Linked DNA regions of Mus musculus: region 1 is linked to region 2. The links are chromatin contacts, found by Hi-C or POLR2A ChIA-PET in ENCODE. All regions are on one chromosome and are shown on one strand. Each heading gives the region's core, a stretch centred on a gene start or an enhancer-like site at or near the end of the contact. The rest is flanking DNA. Distances are from core to core; before and after follow the strand shown. Region 1 has its middle 15 kb from the start of Gm30212. Region 2 holds the start of Plau (plasminogen activator, urokinase).

Region 1 (7,073 bases), core at 2,364-4,863, 37 kb after region 2:
TTTTGGGGAGGGGGCAGAAGGGATAATACTATGGTTTAGGGAGACATGTTTACATGTGAAGCTGACAATGAGTGGACTTGTGGTGGTCAGTTTTGATCGTCAATTTTATTGGATTAAAAAACTACTAGGAAATAAGGAAAGTCGTGAAGGTGTTTCCAGAGGATTCACTAAACAGGGAAGACCTGCTCTGCATATGGGTGCCACCATCCTATACATTGGAGACATAAATGGAATAGAAGGGGTGACAAGGAAGCTCTCTGTATGCTGCTTCTGATTATCGTGAAGTGAGTCTTTGTGCCCTACGATGCTCCTGTGATGAGCTGGAAACTCTGAGGCCAAGGAAGCATGCTCTCTCTCAAGTTGTTTTGCTTAGATTCCTGCTCACATACAACAAACCCTACCCAGGGCTTCTGTTATATATTAACAAATAGCACATGGAACAAAGGGATTTGTGCCAGGTACTCCGGGGGATGTTGTGTGAGGTTGATTTCTTGACTATGACAAAACTGCTCAGATTCTTTAAGTGTGCTGTGGACAGGTTAAATGTCCAGAATTCACAACTTAGTACTAAAAGTCCCTGTGGCCAGATATATTTGGAATTTAAGGCTTTTCCAGATCTTAATATGGTAATAATGAGAATGCACTATTTATTCCATAGTGTTCTGCAGAGCGAGGTAAGGCCCCGTGATCAAACACATTCTTCTACAGCAAATACATGGATATTTATCTGAATACACCGGACAGAAGATATCAACTTTATTCTGCATTATAATTATTTTAATTTTTAGGCCTTTCTGGAGCGTGACACTGGATATGATGGTGAACTTGCACTGGGTGTTTTTCCCTAAACATCTAGAAAGACTAATGGGCCTCTTTTGTTTTATTCTCTTGGGGTACCAGGGATAGAATCCAGGGTCTTATGCATGCTAGACAAGTGATCTACCATGGAGTTATGTCTAGCCCAAATTTCACAGACCTTTGAGTATATCTGCATCTACACAGTCAAACACTACCCTTTGCCCTCTCCTGTGTTGATTAGATGAGGTGAATATCCTGGTGGCTGAAGAAGTAGGGAGAAGCTGAGTACCTAAGATTGTTAAATGGAGCCTGTATATCTGGCTGGGGAGTTATGGCAGGCAGGCACTAGGTGAAAAGGAAGGACATAAATAACAATGTTTTGGAAATAAATATGTTATTGTTGTTTTCTTACAAATGTTTTAAAAATGTAGATTTACTTATTTTATAGGTATGGGTGTTTAGCGCCTATATGTATGTGCAATATGTGTGTGCCTAGTGTTCATGGAATTCAGAAGAGGGTATTAGACTGCCTGAAACTAAAGTTAGAGATGGTTTTGAGTTACCACGTGGATGATGGCAAAGAAACCCAGGTCTTCTGCAGTAACAGCAAGTGCTCTTAGCCACTGGCCCATCTCCTGCCCTTTATGGCTGATTTCCTTTTTGTACTCCTTTAGTTTTTCAGATGCCCTTTAAAAACTACAAACTTGGCTGGGCCAGGGTGGCATGTCCTCTAATACCAGCCCTTGGGAGGTAGAGGGAGTTGGATCTCTGAGTTCCAGGTCATCCACAACTATGTAGTTGAGACCGTATTTAAAAAACAAACAACCAAGAAAAATGCCCCTCTCTTTCTATCTTACTGTTGTTTTCTACTCTAAGAAGTTATTGCTCTTCAGAGGAGACAGGACCAGGGCTGATGCTCATCCTAAGGGCAAGACCTTGGGTTCCTGGGAAGATAACTTCCTGTTGTTTTGGCCCAGAACTGAGGTAGGGTGGGTGGAATGCAGGCTTGAGGCCAGTGTCTCCCTGGAGGATTTCCAAGAAGACTTCCTGATTTAACAAAAACAATACAAACACAGGGAAAACTCTGGAGCCTAAGAGGAGATACCTCTGTGAGAGGAGATACCTCTGTGATGGAGGTTTGTACAGAGAGCAGCCCCAGGTCAGGGTGTCCTCTCTCTGTGTGTCCTGATGCTTAAAGAAAAAATATTGTTATTGTTATTATTTATTAGTTATTTATTTTGGGCTTTTCAAGACAGGGTTTTTCTGTGTACCTGTGGCTGTCCTGGAACTCACTCTGTAGAACTCAGAGATCTACCTTCCTCTGCCTCCCAAGTGCTGCTATTAAAGACATGAGGCACCACCGCCTGTTTTTATTGTTATTGTGTGTGTGTGTGTGTGTGTGTGTATGTGTGTGTGTGTGTATTTGGGGATATGTGCACGTCAATGCGGGAGCCTCTGGAGATGGAGTTACAGCAGGAGGTTGTGAGCTGCTGGGACCTGAAGTAGGGTCCTCTGGAAGAATAGCAAGAACTAGTAATTGCTGAGCCATCTCTCCAGCTCTCAATCTGTTCTTTTAAGCAGCTAAGATGATTTTCCAAGTCTGTCATAATGGATGCCTTTAGTCCCAGCTACTCTGGAGACTGGGGTGAGAGAGTCACTGAGGTCTAAGAGTTTGAGACCAACCTGTACAATATAGGAAGAGTCTTAAGAAGCAAAATCCAACCCAAGCCAACAAAACAGAGTTATTTTCTTACGATGACAGGTAATTTCGAATCCTCTTCTTTCCTCTCCCTCATTGCACAGTTGATATACCGTGTCATAGTGGCCTAGGCCATAAGATATGGTAGTGAAGAATGAGAAATTCATTAGTAGGGCCATTTGACAATTGGCCTTTAAATAGAGGATAATTAGACCATATATGTGTGAGGTCGAGCCTGGATCACAGAGCTCCACTAAGCTGTACTCAGAGGGGTCAACAGAAGATACTACACATCCTAACCCTGGCCCCATTATCAGCACTATATTGTGCTACAATTTTATAATATTTTCATACAACTTATATAAGTTGCCCTACTATGTTATAAAACAACATATGTGGAGAGACACTCAAATATACATGTAACTATGTAGGTGTAGTATGTGTTTGTGTTACAACTTTAATTTGCTAAGTCATAACAATTAAAATATACTACAACTTTAATATTTTTGCATTTATTTATTTATGTGGGGGAGAGGTTGTATAGGTACATGCATAGAGGTTACAGGACAATTCGCAAGACTCAGTTCTCTCTACTGTGTGGATCTCTGGAGATCAATCTCAGGCCATCAGGTATGGTGGAAAGACGATCCCCCAGTCATCTTCGCTCACCTAATTTTAGTAATCTTTTTTGGTACTTAACAAATGTATCCTGAGCCTTAAATATTAAGATATATATGTGTGTGTGTATATATATGTGTGTGTATATATATATATGTGTGTGTGTGTATATATATATATATGTGTGTGTGTGTGTGTGTATGTGATGTGTACTATATACTAAATACTACAATACTATATATTATAAATTACACATTGTATAATATATACTTTATTTAAATTATAGTATAAATTATATTAATATAGATTAATGTAATACAATTAGTCTGGCCTTGTTTTCTTCTCTGATAAGGGTAAGGGGAGCTTCAAGGAGGAGACCAGAGTGTCTGGCCTAGCTGGACACTTGGGTCAAGATCACCTAAAGTTTGGTATGTTCTGCCTGCTGCTGGGCCCTGTTTTTCAGTTTCTCCCAACGCTGGCTTCATCTACGTCACGCTGGCGCCCTCTCCTGGGTGAAATATGACAGTGGATAGGAAAGTGCTCACGCTGCTGGCTGGAAAAGGAGAAACTTCGTGGAATGGCTTTTGGGCACTGTGATGGGACCCTGGGTGGAAAGAGACTTGGAGAAGGGACCTATTTAATTCAAAGCTATGTATGCCACGCTTGGGGTTTAGGAAGTTGTTCTGAGATCGGCAATGAGGGTCCAGACTATTGAGAGAAATGCTTTACTGTTAGAAATTCAAGATTCATTTCTTTCCCTTCTGCTTCCTGACTCCTTCTGATGACTGTGAAGTACCTGGCATCCAGGAGCAGAACAGCCATCCTCCTCCGTGCAGTGAGATGGGTTGTGAATTCTCAGGAGGAGGGGAGGAGGAATTCTTGCTGAGGCCACCTGGCCAAGGCTGAGCTCTCTTGCCTTTTAGTAAATAAACAACATTGTTTGGAGGGTGCAGGGGTCTTAGCCGTTTAGTAAAAGTACGTCTTCACTGCGAATGTGGGGGTTATCTCTGTGGGGTACACAATAGGATTTAGGCCTCCCAGTCCTTCTCCTCAACATATTGGTGAGCAAGTGAGTCCCAGTGAGCTTCTGAGATAAAAATAACACAGGGAGCCCGTGGCTTAGTGCAGCTGCTGTGGCGGGTGCTTTGACCGAAGCTGGTATCAAGTTATTGGGGAAAGAGATAGGTCTTTGAAGGCTGATATCACCAAGGCAGAAGTTTTAGTCATTACAAGCAAAACAGTTTGTACTGGCACAGCTTGCTTTGCCCTTCACCCCAACCTCCTCCAACATTACAATTCCTTTCATTATTGAAAATGGAAGCTCTAAACTGCGCAACAAGCAGTTCTTTTTCTAGTCTAGAGCTTGCAGAGTCCTAAACACGGTTTAGTTTTATACAGTCAAAGAGCACTAGTGTGTGAAGCTCTGGGACCTTAAGGTTACCCAGTTTGGGAATAACGTGGATACCAACTTGCTAGTCTTGTTTGCCTACTCTGCCTCCCTTCCTCCCTCCCTCTCTCCTTCCCTCCCTCCCTTCTTTCATTCCTTCTTCCTTAGTGTTGCTCTGAGCCTGTCAGCAATGGTGGCAGAACTAACCTCTAAGGTCCATGAAACAAATTGCAAAGCTCCTGAAAGCATACCTTCCTCTGCCCATGTGCCTAAATTATCCCTAGAGGATTGATGCCACAAGCCCTTGCTTGGTTTTGGATCCAATAGGAGTGTGGCCACTTTATTGATGGATAAGAAAGAGAAAAGGCAGAGCGGCAATAAATAAATAAACAAACGAACAAACAAATAAATAAATAAGCAAACAAAAGTATCTTTAGGAAGCAGTGTATGTCTAAGAATTAGGTCCGCTTTGACTGATGAACAAAGTGGATTTATTTGAAAAATAAATTCGGACTCATTATCAGATAAGTAGTAGAAAATTGTTCCTGAGGCACTAGGGAACAAACTTAAGACCGAATGAATTCTGGGCAAGCATTCTATCAATATAGGGTGAATTGGTTAATACATGCTATAGATCCTGAATACTGGTGTATGTGTGTGTGTGTGTGTGTGTGTGTGTGTGTGTGTGTGTGTGTGTGTGCAGGTGTGTGAAGGTATGTGAAGGTGTGTGCAGAGGCCACAGTCCAACTTCAGTATCACTCCTCAGCATCACCTCTGAGACAGTCTCCCATTGGAGCCTGAGACTTCCTGACTGAGGTAGACTGGCTACCCAGTGAGTTTCCAGGATCTTCCTGTCTCTGTCTACTCAGCATTGGGATTCCAAATGCTCATCACTAGGCCTGGTCTTTTGTCTAACTGGAGAGCAGGTCCTCCTGCTTGTACAACAGGCATGCCAATGACTGAACTATCTCCCAATATGCAGAAGAGGACTTAAATCAAATATATAGCTTAATTCATTATAGGACAAAACCACACATCTTTAAAAAAAATAAATCTTGGGCTGGAGAGATGGCTCAGCGGTTAAGAACACTGACTGCTTTTCCAGAGGTCCTGAGTTCAAATCCCAGCAACCACATGGTGGCTCACAACCATCTGTAATGAGATCTGGCGCCTTCTTCTGGTGTGTCTGAAGACAGCTACAGTGTACTTATATATAGTAAATAAATAAATCTTAAAAAAAAATCTTTGCAGCATCTCCAAAAATCCCATCAGATATCTGTGCCACACCATGAGCACCACTCCTCCCACGAAGTACCCCTCTCTGGATGGTTTTTGTTTTTGTTTTTGTTTTTGTTTGTTTTTTTGAGACAGGGTTTCTCTGTGTTGCTCTGTCTGTCCAGGAACTTGCTTTGTAGACCAGGATGGTCTTGAACTCACATAGATCACCTACCTCTGATTCCTGAGTCCTGGGACTAAGGTGTGTGCCACCACATACACTTACTCTCTGGAGTTTTGTAACAATCACATGACGTGCATTTGGGATAAGATATTTGCAATATCTTATCTTATTATATTTTCTTAGAATTAATATATTATTATATGCAATATATTATAGTATACCTTGCATTATCTTAGGATTAATATCTTGAATGTTCAACGAATTCCTGCACATTGAAGAAAAGGACCAGAAATCTGATTAAAATTGAGCAACAAATATAGTAGTAAATTAAAATTAGAAATCCAAACGGCTGACAACGGGACGAGAGATGGAGCTCAGTTAACAGAGTGCTTGCCTAGTGTTCGGGAAGCCCTGAGTCTGACTCCCACGCCTCTGTAATCCCAGAATGGGGAAGTCGAGGCAAAAGGATTAGAAAGCCAAGATCATCTTCATCTACCAGTAAACCGAGTCCACCCTAGGGTACAAGAGACTCTACCTCAAGCAGAAAAGAAAGGATTAAAAACTTAAGTGATGAGAGTAGCTGACAAACATGGAAAGATGGACTGAAATGGAGATCTCTGGTTTCTTTAATAACTCAGTTGTGGCGCGTGCATGCCCTCTCACAAGACAGCTTCCTGAAGAACATCACATGCCACAACTGAGTTGTTAAAGAAACCAGAAATTTCCACTTCAATGGATGCTCAATCTTAGAGCACTTTAAGCAATGTAAATTAAGTTATGAGGTCTTACACAATAGAAGAATACATGATTACTGTATGTGAGTCCAAGGGCTTAATTCCCAGCACAAAGCAACGACAATAATAATGAAAACAAGTTATTATCACTTTGTACCGATAGGGTCACAGCAAAGTAAGACGTGACAGGTAATCCACCGAGTGTGGCAAGGATGTGAGGGAAAAGGAACCAGGAGTGTCAGTGAAGGCTTGTAAAGCTATTCTGGATGCCATCTGACTATATTTCATGAATTTAAACATACATATGCCTAACGAGCCAGCAATCTCATACACGGCACATGAGCAAGCGTATTCATCAGAGGGGTAGATATGGAAACAGGTTGGTGTTCACCGGAGAAGCAGAAAAGTAAAGTGTCTGAATACACACACACACACACA
Region 2 (7,327 bases), core at 2,945-5,444:
AAAGCTTTCGGGGCTCATTTCCCTGGATAAAGAAGCCAGGCTAGGTTTAGGCACTGCTCAGTGTGCATCTGCACTCCTGTATCCTCTACCCTTTTATAAACAGAGCCGACAAAAGAGCCCCTCCACTAGTCTATGTCAGCACACCTGACTCAGGAGGTCTGCTCTCCTGAGATACAAAAGCCACTTGGAGTCAGGAAAATAATGAAATCATATGCATTTGCTTTCTTATTTATCACTCTCAACAGAAACTTCAGCCAGTTTAGACCACAAGGGAAGTTCCTGGAATTCAGGCAAGCCAGTAACATGCACAGCGTGGGCATCCTAAGAAAAAAGAAGAAGAAAAAAATGTGTTTCTGGAAGGAAGTCTCCAGAATAGATAGAAAGACTTGAGGCAAACACTGGGCTGGAATATTTTATACCACCTGCCTGAGTATCTTAGTTAACGGGCCTCTCTCTTTACAGCATTCTGCTGCTTTATGGAGACTGTGGGACCCAGAGCCCAGGAGAGAGTACCTAGATGCAAGTGCCGCCATGGGCACACATGAACCATGTTTTCCTTGCAGGCTGTGGAATGAGAATATAATTCCAGTCTACATCATAGGGCAGCTCTGAACTGGAAGAGAAATTGAAGATGTATCTGAAAATGTCTTTAAGACGTATCTATAAGATAGAAATAACAGACAAAAAGGATATAAGCCTATACTAGAGAGAGAGAGAGAGAGAGAGAGAGAGAGAGAGAGAGAGAGAGAGAGAGAGAGAACAATCAAACTTACCTGCCTTGGACTTCCCACATAATCACCTTTTACAATCTAAGCTAATGCAGAGCGTGACCTTAAGCTATGTACTCTTCTCATGCCCAAACTCCGATAACACATATCAATCATTTGTTGAAAACAGCAAATAGAAGTTAAGTAACTTCCTAAAAGCTACCATAAAGGTTGAGCGAAACTATTTATGGATATTGATTGATAAGCAATAATATTTGTTATCTGGTATTTGGAGTCAGTTGGAAGCAGAGACTTAATTCCTTGTTGAACTCTGTTAAAGATTTTGCCAAGTATCCATTCCTTCCCCGTGTGGTGCTTTCTGTACTGTTAAATACGTACATAGTAAAGACATACAAACACCATTCACACATAGAGACATATACAACACACATAGACAGAACAGACAGACACCACTCATACACACAGCTCACACAACAGACAGACACACATAGGGATAGACACAGGGACAAACAAGTTCACAAGACCGCCTTCAGACAGGCACAAATGCAGATTCATGCAACAACAGATGGTCATAAGACATAGTGATCATGAAGTAGAGAATTCAAATTTAGACTTGCTCGTGGTTAGAAGACTGCAAAGGGAAGAAGTGCTTTTATATCTTTATGTCTTTTATATTTATATATTTCCTTAATGCAACACCTATTCATTATAGGTAACTTGGAGTTAGTCACTAATGTGTATAACACACACACACACACACACACACACACACAAAGAGAGAGAGAGCTTCAAAGCTCCCTGTTACTTTTCTCTGTTCTGCATTCACTGATTCACTCACAATTAAGCACCTCTGTGGTTAAGACATGTAGCAAATGATGAGGGAGGGGCAGATATCTAAGACCTGTTCTTTGCCTCCAAAGAGTTGAAAGTCTAACACAGACTGCACCAAAAATAGAGATTTCAGAGAGTCTAAAGACTAACCAGGAGAAAGGCAGTTCTGTGATGAGTTGGAGGCACGAGGATTGTTCATCCAGGTGAAGAAGTGGCGGTAGAAGGAGGAAGAGGGCTATCACACTGCATAGCGGTCTCTGGCCAGGAGGAAATGAGGTCATCTTGCTCTCAAAGAATCAGCATGACAGCCTCCAGCCAAGTAATCCGGAGTCATGAGAGCTGTTGGGGGGGCCATGTGAATCACGACAGCCTGCTGGGAATTTCCTAATAACTAAACTAGAGTTTCGGGGTAAATCCTCAGGCTGTAACACCTCTGTTTACATTTTGATCACGTTTGTTTACAATTAGTGGCTTCTTAAACATAAACATAACTGGCCACAGTCTTCTAAAGGAAGTAGCAAGTTGCCTCTGAGATCTATGGAATCTCTGATTCAGTGGTCCTGTGGGTTGCTAGCAGCTCAGCTGCGCAAGGAAAACGTATTCTGAAGAACGATGGTCACCTGCCTACCCAAAGCTGGGTATTCAATGTGTACTTTCCTATCCAGAGGTTGGCATTCTGGGCCACTGGCTGGGGTAAAGTCAAGCAGCCTCCTCCTTCCTACCTCCTGGCATTCTTTTCCAAGGTCCAGGTTGACAGTAAAATGTTGTAGGCTCAGGCTTATGGAAATAAAGCAAAGCTGGGGCACTAATGAATGGTGCGGGCTCAGGCACCTCTTCTGTGGAAGGAGCATCAAAATGACCACTGGTCCTTGGCTCTGAGGCACATGTTGCAGTGACTGACCCTTGGAATCTTTTCTGAGCACTCCCTACTTTGCCTGAGGGGTGTGTGCATGTGTGCATGTGTGCATGTGTGCAAGTGTGTGCATGAGGGAGGGTGCTTTGTCTTCAAGATGTTCAGGGCTCATTTATACATGACCTGTCTTTATATAAGCCTATTTTATTAGATAAATTATTAGATAAATAATTGTTTTCGTCTTAACGTGATGATGTAAAATGCTGAACACAAGTGCATTTACAGTGTGGAATTGGCAACAGAAGAGATGGCTAGGCTCACACCCAAAAATAAAATGTGTAATTATTTTTTTAGAATGGCTGATACGAGGACGTGTTTAAAGTTTTTAAAACAGTGTGAAATAGTATTCAGTGAAAAATAAACATTCCTTTTATCTTTTCCTTCAGACCCACAGCCTCTCTACTACAAGGGAAGAGCAGACACCCCCACTGTTGTTGCATGTTGATAGCCCACACTAACGAGGTTTGAGTATTCCTTGCTTTTTTTTTCTATCCTGTTACAATGTACTGTTCATGTTACTGTTCACATCACTGACTGCTCTTCCAGAGGTCCTGAGTTCAATTCCCAGCAGCCACATGGTGGCTCATGACCACCTACAATGGGATCTGGTACTCTTTTCTGGTGTGTCTGAAGAGAGGACTGTGCACTCGCATACATAAAATAAATAAATCTTTAAAAAAAAGACACCCCCCCTTGATTGCTTATTTGTGTCTGTGTGCAACCACAATACCAGTGAGGTATGCACTCAGTCCTGATCTATGATCCTCTGTATTGGTTGTATTCTTTTCCAGACAAATAAATGGATTGTTCATTATAGGCATTTTTCAAAAGACCCATTGACACTTCCATAGCAGCTGCTGTGCCAAGACTTTGCTCCCACAATCCTAACATAGTAACCATTACTGCTTTTTTAAAAATCATAATTATTTTTGAGGATTTCACTATGTAAATTAGTCTGGGCTTGAACTCGCAGAGATCCACCTGCCTCTTCCTCCCTAGTGTTTAGATAAAAGACGTGCACCATTAAGTCTGGCCCTTGCCATAAATTTTAAAATTGTCTTTCAAAGATTGACCTTAAACCAAACAGCAAATCTGAATAAAATCTGACCTTGCCTTTCACCTTCTGATGACAGTATTACACTCCCTGACGACAAACTTCACTCTTGTCTTCTGATTCACTGCTTGCATTAGTGGCATTTGGAGAACTCAGCATTTGACATGTGGGAGCCTTTGTTAGTAGGTATTTTTTGTTGTAAAGGAACTGCGACTTATACCCCTCTATCAGACATCTGAATCAGTGTCGTAGGCAGGTAGGGGGACAGGTTGGAGAAGAACTGATTAAACCACTAAGGAAGAGGCTTGAGATCAGCGAGCCAATGGCTGGAGCGCCCTCACCACGCTACACTGGGGCCGCACTAGGTGAATGAAAGAAAGGAAGAATGTTCAAGCCGCCGGATCATCGCTCGATCCAGACAGACTGCGTTAAGTTTGCTCAGCTGGAAATTCCGTGACTTCGTCAAAGTTGGGAAGCAAGCGCGGTCCAGTTGCGGTGGGATGCAGGAAAAGGAAAAGGAGAGAGAGAGAGAGAGAGAGAGAGAGAGAGAGAGAGAGAGAGAGAGAGAGAGAGAGAGAGAGAGAGAGAGAGCCGCCCTCCAGCAAACCTGGGCGGGGCCAGGGCTCTGGCGGGCCCTAATAAAGGGCGAGCAGCGCCGAGCAGAGCCTGTAGCCCCAGAGCTCTGTCTGTCATCCATCCAGTCCTTGCGTGTCTGCCAGCGCCCTTCCGCTGCAGTCACCGGTGAGTGCTGTTGGTCTGAAGCAAGCCTAGCGGGATGAGGCAGCCAGGGCTCCCGCATGCCTCCCTTCCCACTACCTTGGCTGGCGGAACTGTGGGCAAGGTCACCACTCCAGCCCTTCGCGCCCCTCTACAGAGAGGTTCCATGGTGTTGTGCGGATTCAGAGCCCGCAGAGGGGAGAGACTGCCCGGCTTGGGGAGGTTGGTCACTGATGGCTTGCCCCGCAGGACACCTGGAGTGGCTTCCCTTGGTCTGTAGTAACTCTGCCACCTTCAAGCTGCTCCGCTTCTTGTCCTGACTTCTCCTTCCTTTGCAGAACTGCTGTCTAGAGCCCAGCGGCACTACCATGAAAGTCTGGCTGGCGAGCCTGTTCCTCTGCGCCTTGGTGGTGAAAAACTCTGAAGTGAGTGGTCTCGCTGCTTTAGCACCATCAGGAAGGGGCTTGCAGGATCCCTTAAGCAGCATCAGGGGAAAAATGGGGGCTGCACGGGGAACTTAGGCATCAAAGGCAGGTCCAGGCTTTCCCAGGAAATAGGACAATGTATCAGCGGAGGGCTTGTGCACCCAAAGAGGTTTGCACTATCTGGCAAGGGAGGAAGAAGCCACGGGGAGTGCCTTAGCCCAAGGGCACCTGGTTTGTGTGAAGTTTGCTTGAGTCAGTCCATGTCTGGGTGCTGGCTAGTAATAAACAGAAAGGGGAGAGACAGACAGGGGTGGGGTGGGAGAAAGAGAGAGAGAGAGAGAGAGAGAGAGAGAGAGAGAGAGAGAGAGAGAGAATATTATGAGTGAATGAATATCACTGGAAGGGATTTTGAGGTGGGGACCTGTTTATCCTGAACATGAATTCCCTAGAGCATGTCACCTTCATCTCTTGCAGGGTGGCAGTGTACTTGGAGCTCCTGATGAATGTGAGTATCTGCTTCCTTGCACAATAGTTGGCTGCACAGAGACCCTTGAAAAACCTTAGGAGACATACCCTCCCTGTCCCTGCTGAAAGGCTGGCTCCCCACTTGATCCTTGCTTACCCCTCCTTTGCATTTGCTAGCAAACTGTGGCTGTCAGAACGGAGGTGTATGCGTGTCCTACAAGTACTTCTCCAGAATTCGCCGATGCAGCTGCCCAAGGAAATTCCAGGGGGAGCACTGTGAGATAGGTATGGGGATTTGGACTTGGAATGTGGGAGTGGGGGAGGACCAGAGATCTTAGAACAGGGACAGATGGGTGGGATGCAGAAGCAGGCAGAAGCTGGCCTTGGAGGTGTGGGTCTGTTACCCCAGCACTTAGGAGGAGACTGAAGCCTGGCCTCCATAGTAAGTCCTTGTCTCAAAAGGCGGGCGAGGCGCAGCTAGAGAGACAGCTTAGTGATTAAGAACACTGGCTGCTCTTCTAGACATCCTATAGTTTGAGTTTCAGCACCCATAGAGGTGGGTTACAGCCATCTGTACCCCCAGTCCCAGAGAATCTGATGCCCTCTTCTGACCTCTTCCAGCCCAAGTGACATACATGGTGTACAGATATACATGGAGGAAAAACACTCATACACATAAAATAAGCAAACAAACAAACAAAACAGGCAGCAGAAGTTGGGAGTCACACACACACACACACACACACACACACACACACACACACACTCATGAAGTAGTGGCTATACAAGTGTGAAAAAAAAGGGTGAATCTCCCTCATATCACCTGACAGGTCTGAAACCGTGTCACCTCTGAAATGCCTGTCCAAACCGCCTCCCTTTTCTAATACTCTGCACTCCTCAAATCATTTCTAGATGCATCAAAAACCTGCTATCATGGAAATGGTGACTCTTACCGAGGAAAGGCCAACACTGATACCAAAGGTCGGCCCTGCCTGGCCTGGAATGCGCCTGCTGTCCTTCAGAAACCCTACAATGCCCACAGACCTGATGCTATTAGCCTAGGCCTGGGGAAACACAATTACTGCAGGTAGGTGGTGACTGAGTACCAAGAATCCTTCCCAAGGGGGATAGGGAGGTGGCTCAGCAGTTAAGAGCACAGACTGCCTTTCCAGAGCACCTAGTTTGATTCCCAGCATCTACAGGGCAGCTCGTGACAGTCTTTAACACCTGTTCTAGAGGATCCGATACCCTCTTCTGGCCTCACTGGGCAGGCATGCACTGTCATGAATATAGGAAAACACTTATACACATTAAAAACAACAACATCCCTTCCCCCATCGTGGCCTCTTAGAAACCTTTGTTATCACCATGGTATACCTGGGATGGGAATCCTGGCACAAGAATCCAGGTCTCTGGCTGAGCCTTTGTTGGAAGGGAGAATACAGAGAAGACATTCGGGCTTGGCATGACATTCCCTATCTCTTTGTGTTACCAGGAACCCTGACAACCAGAAGCGACCCTGGTGCTATGTGCAGATTGGCCTAAGGCAGTTTGTCCAAGAATGCATGGTGCATGACTGCTCTCTTAGTGAGTGTCGCTGACTGCTTATGACAACGGGGTGGGAAGAGACAAACTCTATTGTCACTGCAGGAGGGATGAGAAGTGAGGTGTGCCTCAGAGACTTCTTCATCATTGCTGTCTCCCCCAAACATGTGTCTCTTTCTTTTCTAGGCAAAAAGCCTTCTTCGTCTGTAGACCAACAAGGCTTCCAGTGTGGCCAGAAGGCTCTAAGGCCCCGCTTTAAGATTGTTGGGGGAGAATTCACTGAGGTGGAGAACCAGCCCTGGTTCGCAGCCATCTACCAGAAGAACAAGGGAGGAAGTCCTCCCTCCTTTAAATGTGGTGGGAGTCTCATCAGTCCTTGCTGGGTGGCCAGTGCCGCACACTGCTTCATGTACGTCCATCCCTTTGTCCCTTCTCTCTGACTCTTCCACCCAACCCCAAGACTGTCCTTCCTCCTTCCCTATGGACGGTTACAATGTCATTCTCCTGCTAACCCTCTAACCATGCAGCTTGTGGTCTTGGGTACAAGTAATACTTTGAGGCCTCTGGGGTGGAGTGGAGAGAGTGACCGGACTTTGTGAGACCAGGCTGACATGTTTCATTTCTCACAGTCAACTCCCAAAGAAGGAAA

What was found. Hi-C counts contacts between places; a loop is a spot of excess contacts on that map. ChIA-PET counts read pairs that join two places held with the same protein, here RNA polymerase II (POLR2A).
Region 1: a map of gastrocnemius shows a loop between it and region 2 (3-fold over the local background). The contact joins the enhancer-like site here to the promoter of Plau in region 2. A Hi-C loop is called at or near these places in 5 of 37 maps with a recorded cell type or tissue (Patski, gastrocnemius and heart). POLR2A ChIA-PET finds 5 or more read pairs at or near these places in 2 of 5 experiments (Patski and embryonic stem cell).

Annotation. Positions count from the first base shown.
Region 1 is chr14:20,869,899-20,876,971 of GRCm38, forward strand. No RefSeq gene overlaps it. Among named protein-coding and RNA genes, the nearest start is that of Gm30212, 15 kb to the right of the region's middle. Within about 2 kb of position 3,614, at least 1 of the 3 ENCODE cell types and tissues checked has a DNase peak (open chromatin) inside an H3K27ac peak, as active enhancers do; it is gastrocnemius, where a contact is called at or near this core.
Region 2 is chr14:20,832,468-20,839,794 of GRCm38, forward strand. It overlaps Plau (plasminogen activator, urokinase), which reads left to right and starts at 4,195. Exons shown (of 11, transcript NM_008873.3): 1 at 4,195-4,267; 2 at 4,582-4,668; 3 at 5,143-5,173; 4 at 5,311-5,418; 5 at 6,046-6,220; 6 at 6,629-6,720; 7 at 6,865-7,087; 8 at 7,308-7,327. The coding sequence starts at 4,612.